Regions from separate parts of the Homo sapiens genome. Here region 2 is linked to region 1. A link is a loop called in an ENCODE intact Hi-C map of the cell type or tissue named here. Cell type or tissue: mammary epithelial cell. All regions are shown on one strand. Each heading gives the region's core, and the rest is flanking DNA. Links, peaks and the distances in the headings are about the cores only.

The links. Hi-C counts contacts between places; a loop is a spot of excess contacts. Peaks named below come from ENCODE experiments on the same cell type or tissue, not always from the same donor. Only the 100,000 strongest peaks of a DNase experiment are listed, where the experiment ranks them.
Region 2: a loop joins it to region 1, with 7 times the contacts of the local background. A loop is called at or near these places in 6 of 110 quality-filtered maps.

The regions. Positions count from the first base shown.
Region 1 is chr3:73,846,675-73,851,078 of GRCh38, forward strand. All of the region lies in intron 2 of LINC02005 (long intergenic non-protein coding RNA 2005), which reads left to right. Among named protein-coding and RNA genes, the nearest start is that of LINC02005, 40 kb to the left of the region's middle. In mammary epithelial cell, for the core only: a CTCF peak has its summit at 1,682 (motif pointing left); no DNase peak of the experiment used is centred there.
Region 2 is chr3:73,453,906-73,458,309 of GRCh38, forward strand. The region is part of intron 3 of PDZRN3 (PDZ domain containing ring finger 3); the gene reads right to left. Among named protein-coding and RNA genes, the nearest start is that of PDZRN3-AS1, 170 kb to the right of the region's middle. In mammary epithelial cell, for the core only: a CTCF peak has its summit at 2,046 (motif pointing right); no DNase peak of the experiment used is centred there.

The DNA of each region.
Region 1 (4,404 bases), core at 159-4,158:
TTTTCTTTTCTTTTTTTTTTTTGAAATGGAGTCTTGCTCTGTCACCCAGGCTGGAGTACAGTGATATGATCTTGGCTTACTGCAGCCTCCACCTCCCAGGTTTAAGCTATTCTCCTGCTTCAGCCTCCCGAGTAGCTGGGACTACATGTGAGTACCACCACACCAGGCTAATTTTTGTAATTTTAGTAGAGTTGGGGTTTCGCCATGTTGGCCAGTCTGGTCTTGAACTCCTGATCTCAAGTGATCCTCCCACGTCGGCCTCCCAAAGTGCTGGGATTACAGACATGAGCCGCTGTGCCTGGCCACTTCCAGTTTTCGATAGCTCCAGACTTTCCTCAGTGTTTGGCTGCCTAACTCCAGTCTCTGCCTGTGTTTTAAAATTGCCTTCTCTTCTCTCTGTGATTGTCTTCTCTGTATGTCTTCTTAATGACACTTGTCATTGGATTTAGCACCTGCTGGGATAATCCAGGATGATCTAATCTTGAGATCCTTAATTTAATTACGTCTGCAAAGATTCATTTTCCAAATAAGGTTGCATTAACAGGTTCTGGAGATTAGGATGTGAACATACCATTTTTGGGGTTTAAACCCAAAAGTATCTGAGTCAGATCTCAATCATTTAGAGGTTTATTTTGCCAAGGTTAAGAACATGCCCAGAAAAAAAAAGAAATACACAATCACAGAAGCAGTCTGTGGTCCGTTCCTTTTTCCAAAGATGATTTTGAGGGCTTCAATATTTAAAGGGGAAAAGCAGGCTGGAGGGGAAAGGGGGAGGGTATGGTCATATTACTGAATCTACATGTTGTAAGAGAAAAGGAGCAGAATAGTCAATCGTGTATTTGACTCATGTTCAGTAAATCATCACTTTACATAAAGATAAAGTGAACCTAGAGCAGCTCGCTGTGGAGATATCTTACCTTTCGTCTGTAACTATCTGCTTAGGAACAAAAGGAAAGGCAGTTTCTTGCAGGACTCAGCTTTCAGCTTAGTTTTTTTTTTCCTTTTGGGGTTCTGAGATTTTCTTTTACAAGGTCCACCATTCAACTCACTAAACAGAATATGTTTATAATAATTTGTATGTGTGTGTGTTTACAAATTACTTTTATATACATTGCCTCATTTAAAATTTTAATTCTTACAACATTCTTGCAAAGGAGGAATATGATGATTACACGAACACCAGTAATCCAACAAACAATATGAAAACTACTATGAGAGATGGAGAGGAGGAAGAAGGCACGAGATTGCTTCCTATAAAGGGATGTTAAGCAAAAGCTTTATGAAACAACTAAAAGCCTACATGTAACAGGACTTGAAGAATGAGTAGAATTTTGAGCCTTAGATTTCTTTTTTATTTAACCGGAATATTAACATTATAGGCTTGCCACGAGCATTAAGCCACAGAACTCATGTAAAACACTTAATACATAGCTTTGCATATAGTGTTTAATACTTATTTTTCATAAGCACTATTAAATATTGCTTTTTCAATACCTACCAAATACATGATGCAAATTATAACATTCCTTTTCTTGTATAGAATATTATATCCATTATACTTTAAAATGTTTCCTTCTCTTTTTAAAAATAACAGTGATTTTGGTAAATCTTTCTGAAAGTTATCAATCATTTTACGAGAAAAATTTAAAAAGTCATTTATGCTAGAATATTCTGCCACCTACAGGTAACCAGGGCTGCTACAATTCTCACAATACCTCGTTGCTTTTGCCAATGTTAAGTAGACGCAGGGGCATCTACTTAGACTGTAGCAGGGCTCAATAAATACTTGTTGCTTTGTTAATATATTATTGTCAGCACCTGTTAGTCAAAGTGCTTCTTTAGACATGAAAAGATATTCATGCTTTACCCTCATGCTCCTGATTATTGAAATTTCAGAAAAAGCACAAATTTTTCAGCTTTTAATAGATCATTTGATCATATAACTTAATGGTTTTCAAAGTGTTATTCCTGGATCAGTAGCAATGCCTGGGACCTTTTTAGAAATGCAAATAGTTGGACCTCCTAGAATTGCAAATCAAAAGCTCTGGGGGTGGGGTCCAGAACGCTGTGGTTTAATAGGCTGGCCAGGTGGTTCTGATGTATCCTAAAGCTTGAGAACCATTGATCTGGATGTTGGAAGTGGGGGCTTCTATAGAGCAGGTGAATGGGGGATAAGGTGAATCCTGCATGCTTACAGTAGTGTAGGGAGAAGGAGGAACCAGTGAGAAAAGCCTAGCCCAACTGCACAGCTTCATAAATTAGCAAATCAAAAATATTTCATTTGGGTAAACATATACTTTATGTGTTGGCAACACTATGACTTGGCTACTTCTTTCTTCCAGCTAGAGAATTATGGTTTTTTTCTATCAAGACTTTAAGGGAAATGTTGGCTTAGATTGTTTTCTACTTTCTCTTACATTAAAATCATTTATGAGATTAAGCTAAATCTCTTAGGTAACTAAAATTTTACTCACACGCATAGCTAGAACCCAAACTGCAAACCTTTTAGAGTTCAAGAGACATTATTCCACCTTACCTCATTTAAAATCTATAAAGCAGTATAACAAAAGTAGGTCATTATTATTACCAAATATCTTAATGCACAGGATGGGAGAATATTCTTATTTGCAAATATGGATTTGAAATCAAGGCATGTCCTCCTTTAAGTATGCCAAGATCTCAGGATTTGTTTTATGGTACAAAATAACATATCAGGGCTTTTAAATCTCTTTGGCTAAGAAGCATCATGGAGAGGGTAGAAATGCAGTACCAATATGAACAGCTAGTGAAAAACATGACCTGGGTTGTGACAGGGAAAAGAAAATGGAGCATCACAAGAACATTTCTCCCACTTAGCAACAACTGCTGTGAGGCTAAGGGCAAGAGAACTCAACCTAGCAACACTTACTTGTTTCCTCCTAAGAAAGCCTGGAGACCTGTGAATGAAGTCAGAATTTCATCTTCACCCTTGACTTGCTGTCTGAAGGACTCCAGCACATTGCTTAAGCTCCCTAAACCTCAGTTTTCACTGTAAGACGTGGATAACAACACACTCTACTGCAAGAGGCGGTAGTGAGAGTTTAATAAGGAACCGGTTCTCAAACTCGGCTGTATATTGGAATTACCTGGGGATCTTTAGCAACTACTGTCATGAGGTAATCCAGGCAAAAAAGCGCTTAGGATAATGCTTATCCTGTAAGAAGAGTGAGACCTGCAGTAGCAGTTATTATTGCTGCATGTAAGGTAATAGGTTAAATGGTTGTTGCAAGCCAGGGTGCACAGTAAAGTTACCTGGAAAACACTGATACGCAGGCCCCCACTTGAGGCATTCTGATGTGCCTGATGTGGAATGGGGACCTGAGCGTTTGCTCAAAGTCTCTAGGTGACTGATGTGGAGCCAAGGCAGAGAACAGAATTTTGTGCTATTTATTGAAAGATGAATAAAATAAGGGTCTTCCCCTTAACGTGTCTATAATCTTATAAGACAAAACAAGATGAACTGTAATCACAGTATCCTAAGATTTGAGCACTTAACTATGCGCTGGATCTATGCTAAACACATAAATATGGATTACATCTCTGTATGACAATACCATAAGATGGGTACTACTATTGTTAGTAGCAAAAAATTGTTAATATCTCCATTACTTTTTTTTTTAACTTTTAAGTTTGGGGGTTCACGTGCAGGTTTGTTACATAGGTAAACTTGTGTCATGGGGGTTTGTTGTACAGATTATTTCACCACCCAGGTATTAAGTCTAGTTATTTTTCCTGATCCTCTCCCTCCTCCCACCCTTCACCCTCCAAAAGGCCCCAGTGTGTGTTGTTACCCTCAGTGTGTTCGTGAGTTCTCATCATTTAGCTTCCACTTATAAGTGAGAACATGTGGTATTTGGTTTTCTTTTCCTGTGTTAGTCTTCTGAGGATATTGACCTCCAGCTCCATCTATGTCCCTGCAAAGGACATGACCTTATTCTTTTTTTATGGCTGCATGGTATTCCATGGTATATATGTACCACATTTTCTTTATTCAGTACATCATTGATGGACATTTAGGTTGATTGCATGCCTTTGCTATTGTAAATAGCACTGCAATTCCGGCACTTTCTAAGAAGCCAAGAATTTCCTTGTTTTATGAAAATGGAAGATGACTTCAGGATTGTAAGCATGAATGTAGGATCACAGACAGAGTGAAATTTTCTGCATAATCAAAGTGGATACATCTACGATGTCTGAAGAGACCAAGAGAGAAAAAAATCAGAACTGGGGGAGTGGTTAAAGTGCTGAGGAGGTGGGGTGGGAGAGGTAGAGGGAAGAATTTGAAGATGATATAAATACTTGTTTAAGTAAAAGAGGTGTTTACTTAAAAGCATGAGCTTCTACACTGCATGGTATAACTAGATT
Region 2 (4,404 bases), core at 168-4,167, 390 kb before region 1:
GGGGTCAGTGTTGGCCAATATAAATAACCATTATAAAAACCTCTAGCATGTTTTAAATCAACAACCAAAGTGGCCTACACTGTTTAAAGTATAAATTCCAAATATTTTCACGACAGAGAGTAGGCCAGGCCTGTGAAAAGTACAGGTAAAAATTATAGTTAAACAGATCACAGCAAGCTATTCCAGCACAAGATTCCTCATTTTAAGACCAGCTTAAAAACAAACATAGATGATGGTATCCCCTGGGCAGGAGAGGAGGCCTGGGATTCCTACCCCTGGCACATATGTTTCACAAGAGTTTCCCACACATGGCAGAAATAACCACCATCTATACAAACCCAGAGAGTCTCTGAGAAGCCTACAAGAGCCAGAGAACCAGAGAGTGTAGAGAAACTTGGAGTAGGGAGAGGAAGGGGCCTAGCACTTGGAGCCACCTCTTTCTTTTCCCTCACCAAAACCCATCAGCAATGACACCTCAACCCCCTCCTGAGCAGGGTGAGGCCCTGCAACATCAATGTGTCTCCAGACCACTCTCCTTTGGAAGAGGTAATGAAAAAGGGGCTGATTTGAGTCGTCCAAGAGTTCCTGATACCTGACTTTGGGAAGGACGACACGTAACCTATCCTGACTCTGGATTTACTTGTTTGCTTTGCCTGGGTTGTTATTGGAATTAATCTGCATCATCTAAGAATACAGTCATTGAACTGGGTGGGGTGGTATCTATAAATGCTAAGAGTGACAGGACCAAGGAGGCCAAGAATAATATTGACCATTAATCCACATTTACTGCTATGGAAAGATGGCCAGAATATGGTACTGATTGAGAATAAGGAGGTTCTCAAAAAAGCTTGAAAAGTGTGGCATTATTTTACAAGTAACTAAATAGATTTTTTAAAAGCATGAACAAATACTACAAAACATCCAAAGGATATATACTCAAATATCATCTCTATGTATTAGGATTTTACCCATTTTAAAGTTTCTTCATTTTTTTTTTTTTAATTGCGATCTTGGTTGGACTGACTTATCATCTGTAAGAAATGTCTTGATTTTCTACACTATCTTGACTAATTTCTCCTGGAGTTCCATTCAATTATGCCCCTCTTATTTCAGACTATTTGTTTATGAGTACAATATTTCCTGGAGTATTGAACCCTTATCATTTGAAAGTTACCCTCCCAGTTTTCACAGTAAGTTTTTATTATCAGGAAAAGAAGCTGCTTTCATGTTGGAAAAAGAATCACCATGAGTAATGACCAGAGTATTTTCAGATCAACATCATCATCATCCATTTACTTTAAGTACCATTTGTTATTTCATTTAATCCTTACAATGACTTTACAAGGTAAGAACTCTTGCCAACAATATTATTTTCAGTTTGTAGACAAGAAAGGTGGGGTCTAGAAAGTTAGGTACCCTAACCTTCTCAGGATTACAGAGTAAGTGCTAGAACCAGAATTAAACCTCAGTTGACCCAGCTACAGAGCTTATGGTCTTCATGAATACATGATGCTGTGCTGACATTAAGAAATGGCTATGTCCCGACTCCACACTTGTGAAAAAGACATATCAGATCTGGGAAGTCAAGGCATTGGCCATTATGTGCCACTTATAGAAATCTACTTTTTTAGCCTGCAGAGACTCTCAGCAGCAAGGCATACATGATTTCTGAACTTCTAATTTTTTCTCACTTGCAAAACAGATATTATAATAAATCTTGTTCAAAAGATGAACAACCTTTATTTATCTCCAACCTTATCTACCTCTGAAAGGATGGGATGTAATATGCTAGTTTAAATAATAATAGATCGTTTTTCTCTAGCATGGAGCAAATAAAAGCATAAAACTGCATTTAGGTTTTTCAAATACAGACTTGGACAAATCAAAAGGTACACTTTCTTCGCTAGGCCAACTGTCCTCCTCTGACCCCCTGCTAATTTTCCTGATGATGTTTGAGCAGAACATGCTGATTTGGGTAATTCCATGTCCATGCACAAAAATAATTGATGACATCAGCATAGTTATGGGAATTAGACTTATTAGTTAATTACAGAACCAGCAGAGGGAGCACAAACCCTGCATAAATAATAACCATTTCTTCTGGGTATCTTATAAAATAGTGGTAATGGTGGAAGGAAGAAACAGATTCAAAAACTAAATTGTTAGTATCAGAAAATGGGCTTTGCTTTCTTGGAATGGTGTTAGGGCAGAAACCTAATACATTGTTCATATGGTCTACGTATAAATGTTGACGTCTTAGGTACTGAAGAGAAGAAAAATGTGTGTGTGTGTGTGTGTGTGTGTGTGTGTGCGCGCGTGCGCTTCTCCTTGTTATCATGGTGAAACCCTCCCTTCTGTGGAATAATTAAGGTCAGATGGTGAAACTTTCCTAGAGTTGGCAAATACTTGTTGTATCTGACCCTGATATCACAGGAGCTTTCATTTTAGCCTTGCTCATCCTAAACAAAGTCCCAAGTGAGCCAATCTTATTCTTCTAAAGGCAATCAAGATTTACATTTATGGTTGAATAAAGATTTGACAGAAGTGAAACAAAATAATGTCTATTGCTACAAAGAAAGAAAAAATAAAATTATTCTTTTTAAAAAACTATCTGCCTTAAGTCCTGCTTAACATTTTAAATAGTCACCATTTCCAAATTTGAAGCCAGATGATGTTCACAGTTTTTCCCCTGAAGAATAAAATGACTGATAGGACAGTACACAGATATATGCCTCCCATCACAATAACATCGTCATGTATAAATAGGAATTAAGATAAAAGGCATCCATTTATTCAACCATTGATAGGTTAAGCAAGATACGTAGGGCTGAAAAGTTTTGTTTCCTGGACCAACGTTCAAGACTAGGCCAAATGTTAAAGGTAGCTATAATCATACCACAGGCATAAATACTGCCCAGCGTGGTATAAAATTTAGCCAGAGAGATAAATAATATATAAAGAACTTGATTTCTGTGCTACGAATTTCTTCTGCTGATTTTTGAGAGGATGGTCTCTCCAGAAGGGGAGTAGGGGGAAAAAAAAAACACCTGGTACTTAATAGACATTACCATTTAAAATGTATGTATCCTGTTGGTATGTTAAAACAAAATGCTTACTTTAAAAAAGTAATATGAATGGATTCATGGCAGGGAGAAAGAAATTTCTACCTTAGCTCACTTTTTTTTGAGACAGAGTCTCACTCTGTCGCCCAGGCTGGAGTGCAGTGGCGTGATCTCGGCTCACCGCAACCTCCGCCTCCTGGATTCAAGTGATTCTCCTGCCTCAGCCTTTCAAGTAGCTGGGATTATAGGCGCCCACCACCATGCCCGGCTAATTTTTGTATTTTTAGTAGAGATGAGGTTTTACCACGTTGGCCAGGCTGGTTTCAAACTCCTGACCTCAGGTGATCCACGTGCCTCAGCCTTCCAAAGTGCTGGGATTACAGGTATGAGCCACCGTGCCCGGCCGTACCTTAGCTCATATTAAGAGCACCATCAAGGCTCTGGAGTAGAGAAACAGTGTTTGTGAAGAAATGGTATACTGAGTGGAGAATGGCCCAATATGGGTTTGTTGGGTTCCAGAGAGAACCAACTCTGGGATATTGACAGCCATACTCCTAGGGTGCGTGCTGTTCCATGTGCCCCCTGGATTCCCTTACCTCTTCCTCGGTATCTGGCCTGGTCCTGTTTCTCATCATTTTGCAAGCCCAGTACTTGCCACCACAGAGATGTTACTGTAGTCTGAATGTATGTGTCTCTCCAAAATTCGTATTTTGAAACCTAATCACCAATGTGACGGTGTTAGGAGGTGGGGCTTTTGGCAGGTGATTCTGAGACCTCAACGAATGCCATGAGTGCCCTTCTAAGAGGCCCCAGAAAGCACCCTTGCCCTTCCCACCATGTGAGGATGCAGCAAGAAGGCATCACCTATAAACCAGGAAATGGGTCTTCACTAGACATCAAATCTACTGACATCCTGATTATGGAATTCCCAGCCTCCAGAACTGCAAGAAGTAAAGTTCTGTTGTTTATAAGCCACCTATTTTATGGCATGTTGTTATAGCAGCCTGACCAGATGGAAACAGACATGCAATGGCAGAGGCAGCAGCAGTTCTACCAGGGAAACTGGAGAGACAGGCACACAGGGCTCAGAGACCGAGGTTCTGTTACCAGTGGGGAAAAATGTGGTCTGTCCTTGCTTTTTATTCTTTTTCTCCCTTGAAGGATTCTGAGCACAGTGGACCCTCCAAATGTGGCCCTTGTCAATGGGTTACAGTTTAGCTTGGGGTGGCTTTGCTTTCTTCATCCACACAATGAGAAAACAGGAGGCAACAGAGCAGTCTTCATGAGTGGATTCTGCTCGGTGCCCAGCAGATGCCCGTAACAGCTGTTAACTGACCACTCC